Regions from separate parts of the Homo sapiens genome. Here region 1 is linked to region 2. Evidence: chromatin contacts called from ENCODE Hi-C or POLR2A ChIA-PET data. All regions are on one chromosome and are shown on one strand. The core of a region is the stretch at or near the end of the contact, and the rest is flanking DNA. Distances in the headings are between cores, read along the strand shown.

Evidence for each region. A loop is a pair of places that touch in the nucleus more often than their neighbours do. ChIA-PET counts read pairs that join two places held with the same protein, here RNA polymerase II (POLR2A). Pooled maps may share reads with other maps.
Region 1: a pooled map shows a loop between it and region 2 (3-fold over the local background). The contact joins the enhancer-like site here to the promoter of PIK3CD-AS1 in region 2. A Hi-C loop is called at or near these places in 2 of 50 pooled maps. POLR2A ChIA-PET finds 5 or more read pairs at or near these places in 4 of 52 experiments (GM10248, GM12878, OCI-LY7 and 1 more).

Annotation. Positions count from the first base shown.
Region 1 is chr1:9,560,252-9,567,577 of GRCh38, reverse strand. SLC25A33 (solute carrier family 25 member 33) reads right to left here. Exons shown (of 7, transcript NM_032315.3): 3 at 217-294. Among named protein-coding and RNA genes, the nearest start is that of SLC25A33, 24 kb to the right of the region's middle. Within about 2 kb of position 5,942, at least 7 of the 41 ENCODE cell types and tissues checked have a DNase peak (open chromatin) inside an H3K27ac peak, as active enhancers do.
Region 2 is chr1:9,653,329-9,660,224 of GRCh38, reverse strand. PIK3CD-AS1 (PIK3CD antisense RNA 1) reads left to right here and starts at 5,639. Exons shown (of 2, transcript NR_027045.1): 1 at 5,639-6,027; 2 at 6,182-6,896. All of the region lies in intron 1 of PIK3CD (phosphatidylinositol-4,5-bisphosphate 3-kinase catalytic subunit delta), which reads right to left. RefSeq lists an enhancer at 6,252-6,301.

The sequences.
Region 1 (7,326 bases), core at 4,693-7,192, 93 kb after region 2:
ACTTAAGAATATAAAGAATACAGTAAGTAGAATCCTTTCTTTCACACACTGAAGACACGCCTAGCATTCTCAATGACTATTTGCTATGTCCGCTATATTTAGGCAAATCCAACATAGAAAAAGACACTGGTCATTCAGCAGCATCACCCTTTGGTAAGAAAGGACCCAGAATTCCATACTGCTTAGCATGAGCTAGCTGGAAAGTTTAATGCTTACCTTGATGGTGCAACTCCAACCAAATTTGGACCCAAGCCTCTAAAAAGTGACTTTGGTCCCTCTTTCTCCAAGATCGACCTGAATAATAAGAAAAGACAAACCTTTAAAACCCCTCAGGCAAGGCCTATTAAAAATGATAAAGAGTCAACCTTCTCATTAGTTCCTTGAGAGAATAAAATGTTTGAGAGATGTCAAGCTCGACTCTTATCTGATTTGGTTACAATACAGAATCGGAAGGCTGTAGAATACTGCTATCATTAGCACAGTGAAAAAACATGCCTCAAAAAGCATCAGTTAGACATATTTTCTTTCTCTCCCTTTTTTTTTTCTTTTTGAGATGGAGTCTCGCTCTGTTGCCCAGGCTGGAGTGCAGTAACATGATCTCGGCTCACTGGAACCTCTGCCTCCTGGGTTCTAGCAATTCTCCTGCCTCAGCCTCCCAAGTAGCTGGGATTACAGGCACTCACCACCACACCCAGCTAATTTTGTATTTTTATTTATTTATTATTATTATTTAGACGGAGTTTCACTCTTGTTGCCCAGGCTGGAGTGCAATGGCGTGATCTCGGCTCACTGCAACTTCCGCCCCCCAGGTTGAAGCGTTTCTCCTACCTCAGCCTCCCGAGTAACTGGGATTAAAGGCATGCACCACCACGCTCAGCTAACTTTATATTTTTAGTAGAGATGGGGTTTCTCCATGCTGGTCAGGCTGGTCTTGAACTCCTCACCTCAGGTGATCTGCCCGCCTCAGCCTCACAAAGTGCTGGGATTACAGGCATGAGCCACCACACCCGGCCCAACACAGGAGGAAGCTGTGCAGAGTCTGTACTATACAATGAAATCCTGTGAAAGCAGGATGAGTATCTGGCAGAGGGTGCCACACAGGGAATAATTTCCTCATCATAATAAGATTCACTGAGAAACAGGTTCAGAGATTTCTTTTGGATTTACTGCTTCTAACAATCCTATCTTCTAGATCTTTACCTAATGTAGTAGAATCTTATACAGGGATATAAAGAATAGAGCCAGCTCAGTGCTCATACCTGTAATCCCAGCATTTTGGGAGGTCCAGGTAGGAGGATCACTTGAACCCAGGAGTTCCAGACCAGCCTGAGCAACACAGTATAAACCCCATCTATACAAAAAATGAAAAATATTAGCCAGGTGTGGTGGTGTGTGCCTGTGGTCCCAGCTACTCAGGAGGCTGAGGTAAGAGGATCACTTAGCCTGGGAGGTCAAGGCTGCAGTGAGCCATGATCATGCCACTGCACTCCAGCTTTAGCGACAGAAAGAGACCCCTTGTCTCAAAAATTAAAAACAAAAAAAAAGTTGGCGGGGGAGGGCAGAATTTAAGGAATAGAAAACTAATAATTTTCATGGACGGATGACGGTTATTTAAAACCAAAGCCTAGTATCTCAAGTCCAAAGATTATACCGTGACTGCTTTTCGTTTTTCATTTTCTTTTCTTTGTTTTTTTTTTTTTGAGACAGAGTCTCACTCTGTCACCCAGGCTGGAATGCAGTGGTGCAATCTTGGCTCACTGCAAGCTCCGCCTCCCAGGTTCACACCATTCTCCTGCCTCAGCCCCCCGAGCAGCTGGGACTACAGGCACCCGCCACCACGCCCGGCTAATTTTTTGTATTTTTAGTAAAGACGGGGTTTCACTGCATTAGCCAGGATGGTCTCAATCTCCCGACCTGATGATCCGCCTGCCTTGGCCTCCCAAAGTGCTGGGATTATAGGCGTGAGCCAATGCACCCAGCCAACTGCTTTAATTTTAAACTTTTTTTTTTGTGATGACATACACATAATAGAAAATCTACCATTGTAACCTTTTTTTTTTCTGAGACAGAGTCTCGCTCTGTTGCCCAGGCTGGAGTGCAGTGGCATGATCTCAGCTCACTGCAAGCTCCGCCTCCCAGGTTCATGCCATTCTCCTGCCTCAGCCTACCAAGTAGCTGGGACTACAGGCACCCACCACCACGCCCAGCTAATTTTTTGTATTTTTAGTAGACACAGGGTTTCACTGTGTTAGCCAGGATGGTCTTGAACTCCTGACCTCGTGATCCACCCACCTAGGCCTCCCAAAGTGCTGGGATTACAGGCGAGAGCCACATTGTAACCATTTTTAAGTGTACAGTTGAGTGACATTAAGTACATCCACACTGTTGTGCAACCATCACCACCATCTACCTCCAGAACCTTTTCATCTTTTCAAACTGAACTTTTGCACTCATTAAGCACCAGCTCCCTAGCCCTCCCTCCCGTCAGGCCCTGGCAGTCACCATTCTACTGTCTCTAATCTGACAACTCTAGGTATCTCTTATCAGTGGCGTCACATCTTTTTTTGTGACTGGCTTATTTCACTCAGTCTTTGAGGTTCATCCATGTTGTAGCATGTGTCACAATTTCCTTCTTTTTATTTTATTCCTTTTTTGAGACAGGGTCTTACTCCATCACCCAGGCTGGAGTGCAGTGGGACGATCTCGGCTCACAGCAACCTTCACCTCCTAAGTTCAAGCAATTCTTGTGCTTCAGCCTTCCCAGTAGCTAGGATTACAGGTGAGTGCCACCACGCTCAGCTAATTTTTGTGTATATATATATATATATATATATATATTTTTTTTTTTTTTTAAATAGAGACGAGGTGTCACCATGTTGGCCAGGCTGGTCTCGAACTTCTGGCCTCAAGTGATCCACCCACCTTGGCCTTACTAAGTGCTGGGATTACAGGCATGAGCCACTGTGCCCACCCAGAATTTCCTTTTTTTTAAAGGCTGAATATTATTCCACTGCTGTATATACCACATTTTATTATCCATTCACCCATCGATGGACACTTGGGTTGCTTCCACGTTTTGGCTATTATATGTAGTGCTGCTATAAACATGGGTGTACAAATATTTGTTTGAGTCCTTGCTTTGGATTCTTTTGTGGAATCCAAGTGGAATTGCTGGATCACACGGTAATCCTATGCCTAATTTTTTGAGAAACCACTAGGCTGTTTTCTATAGTGGTTACACCACCTTACATTCCCGCCTGCAATGTAAAAGGGGTTCCGATTTCTCTATAACCTCGCCAATGTGCTTTTCACACAAAAAAGTTAAATATTGTTTCCAATTAAAAGCGACTTAGAAAATCCTGAAAGGATTGTATGGAACATTCTTTAGAGGCATTTTTCCGCAGCAACACAGTTATTCACGTTGGTTAAATTTACTCTCTTCAATGGTTCAATTTCCATGGTATCCAGTAGAATTTACATTGTTATATAATGGTCTTCTCTAATTTAATCTCTTTTTCTTATGGAGGATTTCTCTTTACTAGTAGTACCATCCATTTGATAGCACTTAAGGTTGATCTAGCTCACAAATAATCATATGCTAGTCAAAAGTTAATAGAATGGCTGGGAGCAGTGGCTCACATCTGTAATCCTAGCACATTGGGAGGCCGAAGCGGGTGGATCACTTGAGGTCAGGGGTTCAAGACCAGCCTGGCAACATGGTGAAACCCCGTCTCTACTAAAAATACAAAAACTAGCCAGAAATCACTTGATCACAGGAGGCAAAGGCTGCAGTGAGCCCAGATCATGCCACTGTACTCCAGCCCGGGCAACAGAGCAGGACTCTGTCTCAGAAAGGAAAAAAAAAAAGTTAATAGAATGTTTTACTTTCATTATAACACACAGAAGGTATGATGAAAAGGTCTTTCACTTTATGGAAAAGATGTTCCTATAAAGTTAATAGTAAAGTAAATCCTGTCAATTCTATTTCTACCTCTTCCACTTTCTCCACAGGGAAAGTTTCCCAAATTAAGCTGGTTTTTGGTGCAAAAGAGGTACAGCTGACATTCTGGTCCACAGCATACTGGATAATGTTAAAGTTTCATCTATTTCCAGCTCTCCTTCCTCAGATCACTATGTAACTTTTCATGCTCTAGATTCTCTGAATGTATAAAGTAAATAGAATTTTGAATCTTAGCTTCTCTTCTCCTAATTTTTGGATGTTTAAAATAAAGAATATCTGTACCTTCAAGAGCTAGTAGTAGGCTAGCAATTAGATGAAAAAGAGTGGAAAGAAAAAAGTAAAACTATGTCTATTCACAGATGGCATGATCTTTTGTTGAAATACTAAAGAATCGGCCGGGCGCGGTGGCTCATGCCTGTAATCCCAACACTCTGGGAGGCCGAGGCGGGCGGATCACGAGGTCAGGAGATCGAGACCGTCCTGGCTAACACAGTGAAACCCCATCTCTACTAAAAATACAAACAAAAAAAACTAGCCAGGCGTGGTAGTGGGCGCCTGTAGTCCCAGCTACTCGGGAGGCTGAAGCAGGAGAATGGCGTGAACCCAGGAGGTGGAGCTTGCAGTGAGCCGAGATTGCGCCACTGCACTCCAGCCTGGGTGACAGAGCGAGATTCTGCCTCAAAAAAAAAAAAAAAAAGCTATTATTTTAAAAAGTAGTAAGTCAGACCTTAGTTCAATTTATATAATTTTTTTTTTTTTTTTGAAACGGAGTTTTTGCTCTTGTTGCCCAGGCTGGAGTGCAATGGCGCGATCTTGGCTCACCACAACCTCTGCCTCCCAGGTTCAAGTGATTCTCCTGCCTCAGTCTCCAAGTAGCTGGGATTACAGGCACCCGCCACTACGCCCAGCTAATTTTGTATTTTTAGTAGAGACAGGGTTTCTCCATGTTGGTCAGGTTGGTTTCGAACTCCCTACCTCAAGTGATCTGCCCACCTCGGCCTCCCAAAGTGTTGAGATTACAGGCATGAGCCACTGTGCCTGGCCCATTTATATAATTCAATTACATAAAAATATTATGCAGAGACAGTAGTCTTATTTTCTAATCAAATCATTTTCCTTACTGACAGGTGTTAAGCCCAGGCCCTTTTAAGTGATCCCATACAACCTCTGCCTCCTGGGTTCAAGCAATTCTGCTGCCTCAGCCTCCTGAGTAGATGAGATTATAGACAACAGCCACCACGTCCTGCTAATTTTTTTTTTTTTTTTTTTGAGATGGAGTCTTGCTCTGTCAGCCAGGCTGGAGTGCAGTGGCTGCATCTCGGCTCACTGCAGCCTCCGCCTCCCAGGCTCAAGTGATTCTCCTTCCTCAGCCTCCTGGATAGCTGGGATTACAGGTGTACACCACCATACCTGGCTAATTTTTGTATTTTTAGTAGAGATGGGGTTTCACCATGTTGGCCAGGCTGGTCTTGAACTCCTGACTTCAGGTGATCCGCCCACCTCAGCCTCCCAAAGTGCTGGGATTGCAGGCGTGAAACACGAATATTGCCCCTTTTTTTTTTTTTTTGAGACGGAGTCTTGCTCTGTCGCCAGGCGAGTGCAGTGGCATGATCTCGGCTCACTGCAACCTCCACCTCCCGGGTTCAAACAGTATTGCTCTTTTAAGGGTTCAAGCAGTATTGCTCTTTTAAACGATCGAGCTGTCTGAACTAAAACCTCTCTCAAGTAACACCCTGAAGTGGCCTATACTTTATAATATAGCACATAATCAAGATTTTCAAACGCTAAGTGTATCAAGAAATTGTGTAAAGTTTAGATCCTCTCTGTGGTCCCCATTAATGTACCCTGTTCAGCTTCAGGAGTCATTTAAACACAATTAAGGGAATCTCTGGCTCCAGGAAGCTTGAAGCCGCTCATCCATAATGCAGTAGGGAACTCGTGTCCTCAAGTGACTCAGGCCTGTTAAGAACTTAAGAAAGGCGGTCTCCATAGTTACACATAATAACAGTTGGCAAAAAGCCAAATCTGTTACATAATCCAAACTTCTAACCTAGCTTGATGTTTACAAAACTTTTCTGGAACAATTAAGATCCTACTATAAATGGTACATTTCAGCTGCAAAATCAAGCCCAGAAGGATCCAGACTCATTTTCCCACAGTCACAAACTTTCATTTAGGAAAAAAATGGAAAAAAAAAATCAGGGTCTTGTTTGGAGCATTTTATTCTCTTCACTGTTTTATATCATAATATGCATAGCACAGACTAATCCAAGACAAATGTCTCATCTGAACACTGTGGTTCCTAAAAGATAAGATAGGAGATCACTAACACGTTACTTTTCAATGAAAAAGGCACTTGAAAAAACAAAAAGAGGGCTGCGCGCGGTGGCTCACGCCTGTAATCCCAGCACTTTGGGAGGCCGAAGCGGGCGGATCACAAGGCCAGGAGATGGAGTCCATCCTGGCTAATACCGCTGAAACCCCGTCTCTACTAAAAATACAAAAAAAATTAGCCGGGCGTGGTGACGGGTCCCAGCTACTCAGGAGGCTGAGGCAGGAGAATCGCTTGAATCCGGGAGACAGAGGTTGCAGTGAGCAGAGATGGTGCCACTGCACTCCAGCCTGGGCGACAGAGCAAGACTCTGCCTCAAAAAAAAAAAAAAAAAGAATGTGTCTCAGCAGTTTAAATAGTAAGAACTTTGCTGGAAAATATTAAGCCAGAAGATTTTTATTTTTTTTAAAAGCAAATACCTGAAATACATATACTATTTATTACTCTGGCACATTTAATAGCAGATACCTGAATCTGTTAACATATTGCCTTTTTGCTTTTTAAGTAACTATTAAAAAAAAAAAGATAGGTTCGAGATAGGTTCTTCAATAGAGAATTTTTTTCTTTAACAGAATACTTTTCTTTAACAGAATAGAGAATATTTTTTTCTCTGAATTTTGAAAATAAACTTTCTATAAACAAATTCTGTTCTCTGACAAGTCTTTTAAAGTAGTATTCCCCAAATGAGTAAGACTATTAATAAGCAGACAACTTTTTTTTTGAGATGGAGTCTTGCTCTGTTACCCAGACAGGAGTGCAGTGGCACGATCTCGGCTCACTGCAACCTCCGCCTCCGGGGTTCATGCCATTCTCCTGCCTCAACCTCCCGAGTAGCCGGGATTACAGGCGCCCACCGCCACACCTGGCTAATTTTTTGTATTTTTAGTAGAGATAGGGTTTCACCGTGTTAGCCAGGATAGTCTCTATCTCCTGACCTCGTGATCCGCCCGCCTCGGCCACAAGCAGACAACTTTTAAACGAATGACCATGTTATTTGCATGGGTTTTTTTTCTTTTCTCTTTTTTTTTTTTTT
Region 2 (6,896 bases), core at 4,390-6,889:
AGAACATGGTCCTGGCCAGGCGCGGTGGCTCACGCCTATAATCCCAGCACTTTGGGAGGCCGAGCGAGCAGATCGCTTTAGGTCAGGAGTTTGAGACCAGCCTGACCAACATGGTGAAAGCCCGTCTGCTGAAAGTACAAAACTAGCTGGGCGTGGTGGCACATGCCTGTAATCCCAGCTACTTGGGAGGCTGAGGCAGGAGAATCACTTAAACCTGGGAGGCGGAGGTTGTGGTGAGCCAAGATCGCGCCATTGCACTCCAGCCTGGGCAACAAGAGCAAAAATCCGTCTCAAAAAAATACAAAAATTAGCCAGGTGTGGTGGTGCGTACCTGTAATTCCAGCTACTCAGGAGGCCGAGACAGGAGAATTGCTTGAATCAGGGAGGTGGAGGTTGCAGTGAGGCTGAGATCATGCCACTGCACTCTAGCCTGGGTGACAGAGCAAGACACTGTCTCAAAAAAAGAAAAGAATGTAGTACCTACACACAGTGGAATGTCCAGCCTTAAAAAATGAAAGAAATTCTGATACATACCCCCACACGGATTAAGCTTCAAGAAACATGCTAAATTAATGAAGCCAGTAATAAAAAGACAAATACTGTAGGATTCCACTCATGTGCAGTACCTAGAGTTGTCAAAAGCACAGAGACAGCAGAATGGCTGCCAGGGCTGGGAGGAGAGGGGAGTTAGTGTTTAAGGGGAAAAGAATTTCAATTTTGCAACATGAAAAAAATGCCTGAGGGTGGGCGGTGGTGACGGTTGCACAATAGTGTAAATCCCACAGAACTGCGCTCTTAGAAATGCTTAAGATGGTAAATTTTATGTTATGTATATTTTACAATTAAAACATGAAAATTAAGATAAAAAGCATATGCCTACTAATTACGACTAAATTATTTTTTATTTTAAGTGCTGGGGTACATGTGCAGGACGTGCAGGTTTGTTGCATAGGTAAACGTGTGCTACGGTGGTTTGCTGTACCTATCAACCCATCACCTAGGTATTAAGCCCCGCGTGCATTAGCTATTTATCCTGATGCTCTCCCACCCCCTACCCCACCCTCACAAGCCCCAGTGTGTGTTGTTCCCCTCCCTGTGTCCATGTGTTCTCATAATTACAACTAAGTTAAAATGCACATCCAAAAGAAGTTAATGGAAAGGATACCCAAATGGGCAACCGCTGTGTTGGGCTAGAGGGATGATGATACATGACTTCTGTTTCTAATCCACTCCACACCAGCTCCTTTGCAGACACTGCATGGATTGCTATGTGCCTGGCACTTTACACAGGATAATATACAAAATCCTCAAGACTAACAGGTAGGTATTGCTGTCTCAGTGTTACAACTGGACTCTGAGGTTCTGATGGGTTAAGTGACTTGCCCAAGGTCACCCAGCAGATAAAAAGTGGCTTGGTGGCCAGGCCCAGCACTTTGGGAGGCCGAGGCAGGTAGATCACCTGAGGTCAGGAGTTTGAGACCAGCCTGGCCAATATGGCGAAACCCTGTCTCTACTAAAAATACAAAAATTAGCCAGGTATAGTGGCATGTGCCTGTAATCTCAGCTACTCGGGAGGCTGAGGCAGGAGAATCTCCTGAACCTTGGAGGCAGAGGTTGCAGTGAGCCAAGATCCCACCACTGCACTCCAGCCTGGGTGACACAGGGAGACTCTGCCTCACCAAAAAAAAAAAAAAAAAAAAAAATGTGGCTGGGAAAAAACCCAGTTCAGCTGACTCCAAAGACAGTACATTTTCTCCCACGTGGCAATCCCCCTAAAACCACCACCTCACCCAGCCCCACCCTCACCTGGACATAAATGACTTTTTTTTTTTTTTTTTTGAGACAGGGTCTCGCTCTGTCACGCAGGCTAGAGTGCAGTGTTGCAACCATAGCTCACTGCAGCCTTAAACTCCTGGACTCAAGTAATCCTCCCACCTCAGTCTTCCACATAGCTGGGGCTACAGGCGTGCATCACAAGGCCCAGCTAATTTATTTTTATTTTTTGCAGAGATGGGGGTCTTACTATGTTGCCCAGGCTGGTCTCAAACTCCTGGGCTCAAGTGATCCTCCTTCCTTAGCTTCCCAAAGCATTAGGAATACAAGCATGAACCACCATGCCCAGCCATAAATGGTTTTCCAAAGTTTCAAAAACAAGGCTGATTATGCTTCTCTATTGATAAGAAAGCACTTCTTCCAGATTTCATGACCAACATAGAAAAGAGCAATGCCCCCACTGTGGCTGATGCAAGGGGGGGGCCCAGCCCTTCCAGAGAGCCCTGGAGCACCTCACCCAATCATTCTCCCATGTCCTTATCCACCCCTCCTACAAACTTCAATGATTAATGGGGCTCCCCAAACCCCTCCCAGTGCCACCAGCCCCATACCATGTCCTGGGGTAAGAGGTGGGAACAGAGCAGTGTCTGTGTCACCATCTGAGCCCTCCCCCCACCTCTGCCCAACAGATGAAATTTCAAAATGTGAGGGGCTGTGTGACCTCAGAGAGAGAGAGAGTAGCCCTGGGCTGGGAATGGGCTGCGGAGGGCAGGGACTGTTGTTGAAGATAAAGAGGGAGGAGTTTGTTGGGGAGGGAAAGTAAGAGAAGCATTTCTCCTCCTGAGCTCCAGAAGTTTTCTGCTCCTGGGACCCCAGGAGGTTGGGGGTGAGGTGGGGACTGCCAGTTCATAAAAGTTGGGGAACGGAAAGCAGGAAGGAGGCTGGGGTCAATGGTCCAGCAGAGACCACCAGGGACTCTGACATCTTTGCCTAAAGTCACCCAGGGGAAAGTGGCAGAACAGGGCGGCTTCCCTGCAAAGATAACCGCACTTCCCACCGTCCCCAGAAAATACAGAAAGACATTCCTGTTTATCTGTAAGCGGGCTGATTGGTGGCCCCCACAAAGATAGGTCTTAACCCCCAGGACCTGGACATTATCTGGAAAAATAATAATGTGGAAAATGGGTCTTTGCAGATGTAAGTAAGTTAAGGATCTTGAAATGATTTCTATCTGAATTATCTGAGGGAGCCCTAAATCCAACAAGAAGTGTCCTTAAAAGAGACAGACGGAGACCCAGACACACGGAGGAGATGCCCTTGTGAAGACGGAGGCAGAGACTGGAGTGATGCAGCCACAGGCCAAGATACGCTGGAGCCCCCAGAAGGAAGAGCAAAGCAGGATTCTCCCCCTACAGCCCCCAGAGGGAGCGAGGCCTTGCTGATGCCTTAATTTTTAACTTCTGGCCTCCAGAACTGTGAGAGAATACATTTTTTTTTTTTTTTTTTTTTGAGATGGAGTCTCGCTCTGTCACCCAGGCTGGAGTGCAGTGGCACAATCTCAGCTCACTACAACCTCTGCCTCCTGGGTTCAAGTAATTCTCCTGTCTCAGCCTCCCGAATAGCTGGGACTACAGGCACGTGCCACCACGCCTGGCTAATTTTTGAATTTTTAGTAGAGACGGGGCTTCACCATGTTGGCCAGGCTGGTCTTGAACTCCTGACCTCAGGTGATCCACCCGCCTCAGCCTCCCAAAGTGCTGGGATTACAGGCGTGAGCTATCACACCCGGCCCATTGCTGTTGTTTTCTTTTAGTGACAGGATCTCGCAATGTTGCCCAAGTTGTAGTGCCATGGCTACTCACAGGCTCAATCATGGCTCACTGCAGCCTCAAACTCCTGGGCACAAGTGATCCTCCCACCTCAGCCTCCCAAGTAGCTGAAACTATAAGCATGCACGTTTCTGTTTTAAGCCACAAAGTTTGAGGTCATTTGTTACAGCAACCACAGGAGGTTAACACTGGTTGAGCATCCCAAATCTGAAATCTACAACGTTCCAAAATCCAAAATTTTTGAGTGCCATCATGATCAAATACAAAGCTCCTTGGAGCATTTCAGATGTCAGATATTTGGATTTGGAATGGTCAGTTGGTAAGCATATAATGCAAATATTCCAAAATCCAAACTCCACCCCATTTCTGGTCCCAAGCATTTTGGATAAGGGATACTTAACCCGTACAGCATCCCTCCAGGACCAAAAATCCCAAATAGGTCTATCCCTTTCTGCATCTCCTCCTCCCCCACCCTACTCCTGGCACCGCCCACTCTTCCGGCATTTTCTCTAAGTGGAAGCAATTTCCCCCAATATGAGTGAAACAGAAGCCAACCGAAATACCACTTTGGAAATGCCACACCCTTCACTCTGATCACTCCCCCTGTGCTCAGAATGTAATAGGAAGGCCGCGCATGGTGGCTCACGCCTTTAATCCTAGCGCTCTGGGAGGCCAAGGTGGGCAGATCACCTAAGGTCAGGAGTTCGAGACCAGCCTGGCCAACATGGCAAAACACCGTCACTGCTAAAAATACTAAAAATAGCTGGCCATAGTGGCGCACATCTGTAATTCCAGCTACTCAGGAGGCTGAGGTGGGAGAATCGCTTGAACCTGGAGGCAGAGGTTGCAGTGGGCCGAGATCACACCATTGCACTCCAGCCTGGGCGACAAAGCGAGACTCCGTCTCAAAAAAAAAAAAAAAAAAGAAGAAAAAAGAAAGAAAGTAATAGGAAAAGGGACCCATTTCCAGGAGCCCTGACCCTTATCCGAGGTGGTAAGGTTGTGACTTCTGGGGAGGGAGGGGAGTTTCACGCATATCCAGCCAGTGCAGCTGGAAGGGGAACTTTCACAGGCCCTAGGGACTGTGCTGGCCCTCAGGGAGGGGAGAATGGCCGTTATTTTGGTAGGACCCACAGCAAGTCACAGTGTTTAGCTGCAATAAAAAAGGGGGGGGGGCGGGGGGTTCCTGGGTTTTTTATTTTTTCCATCTTGAAACTGGCAGCATTTCTGCTATGATTGCCGGGGATTTCCACCAACCAAACTAAAGACAACTCAGTCTTAGCGTTAACTGTAGGGAGAGAGGTGGCGTTTTGCCACCTTCGCTATTTATGAAACACTGTCACCGGTACCAAGATGACAATATTTTCCTCCCTTTCAAACAAGCCAGGCTCTGCCATCCTCCAGTGGATAGGGCCCTTCCTTGTCTCCTCCATCCCGGGGTACTGCTTCTAGACCATCTTCTCTAACAGCTTTGCTGAAAAACACACTTGTCCCCTGGGGAGTAGCTGAAGCCACCCTCCTGGCTGAAAGAGCTTTTTTTTCTTTTTTTTTTTTTTGAAATGTAGTCTCACTCTGTTGCCCAGGCTGGAGTGCAGTGGCACAATCTCAGCACACTGCAACCTCCACCTCCCGGATTGAAGCGATTCTCCTGCCTCCACCTCCCAAGTAGCTGGGATTACAGGTGCTCATCACCACGCCCAGCTAATTTTTTTTTTTTGCATTTTTCGTAGAGACAGATATTCACCATGTTGGCCAAGATGGTCTTGAACTCCTGACCTCAAGTGATCCGCCCACCTCGGCCTCCCAAAGTGCTGGAATTACAGGCGTGAGCCACCGCGCCCAGCCTGAAAGAGCCTTCTGAAGGTCCCACGTTAAGGAAACATTTGCTGGGGCCCCAAACCCCACCATCAGGCCCACACCGGCAGCTGGCCTCAGGGAGGGCGGGAACTGCTCTCTACACAAAAATGGTTTTGAAAATAACCCAGCCAAAGGGGAATTGCTTCATCCGTTGCACATTCACTTCTCCCTTTCACTGTGCAATTTAAGTAAAACAAGATGAAGCAGGAACCGACTCTCACCATCCCCACTCCCACCTCCATGAATTCCATCGGACAGTTGTGCGAAAGCGGGCTGGCTTTCGCACAACCATTGGTGGACTGTCTGTCCTGTAAGCCCCCCAGGGGCTGATGCCCTCCCAGTCTGCCTGCCCTGTTCTTAGCACAGCCCCTGGCACCCCGTGTGATCTCAGGAAACACTTGCTAAACATGGTATCGGAGGAGAAACGGAGCCCACAGCTTAGTGCAAAGACCTGGCGGCGTGGACTGAGGCTGCAGAAACGCAGAAACGCGCTTTTCCTGCCAGAAGGGGACATCTGCGTGGTCGGGAGTACCTCTGGGGCACGTGCCCTAATTCCAGAAACATCTAAGTGAGTAGTGTGGCCAATGTAGTCTGTTTCTGAACAGGGGCTGAAGGGCGGGGGAAGTGGGGCTCAGAAGGAGGCTAGCTTAGTTGTCTCTGGAGCAGGCAACTGGGTTGTTGTATTATGTTTCTCAGAGATGGGCTCTTGCTCTGTCACCCAGGCTGGAGCGCAGTGGCACTGTAATAGCTTACTGCAACCTTGAACTCCTGGCTTCAAGTGATCCTCCCGTCTGGGCCTCCCAAAGCACTGGGATGACAGGTATGAGCTACCGCTCTCAGCCACAACTGGGTTTTAAGAGCACTCCTCCAGCCCACTCCAGTGTCTTCCATCATTCTGTGAAAGCACCAAAAGAGGACCAAGCCCAGGAAGCCGCCAGCAGGCCTCTCACCAGCCAAGATGGCTGGAATCCTAATATCAAGAAATGAAACTCCAGCAGGCCATGGAAATGCTAAGGGGTTGGCATTTCTGCTCTAGAGAGAGCCAAAGAGAAAGCTCTATTTATATCTCCTTGCGTTTGGTCGCAGCCTCATCAACCAAAAGAACCTTCCGCCCCACTCAACACATCAATCAAATTGGGGAGGGGGTGTGAACAGCAGCAGCGGGTGTTACAGAGGAGTCTCAAGGGTATCTTAGAGGGTGCCTCTCTGAACAGTCGTCCCCTCCAAATCCCCCCCAAGAGAATTACTAGGACATTCTCCTTCCCCCGCAAGCAACGGCACCCCCAGATGATTAAACGCGCTGGCGTCGGAAAGAGCTGGGATCCTGGAGAAACTACTTGTAAACTGTGTGGGTTGGTGAGTTATTTAACTTTTCTGAGCCTTCGTTTCCTTAACTGTAAAATGAAGACAACACCACTCAGCTCCTACAGTTGTCCA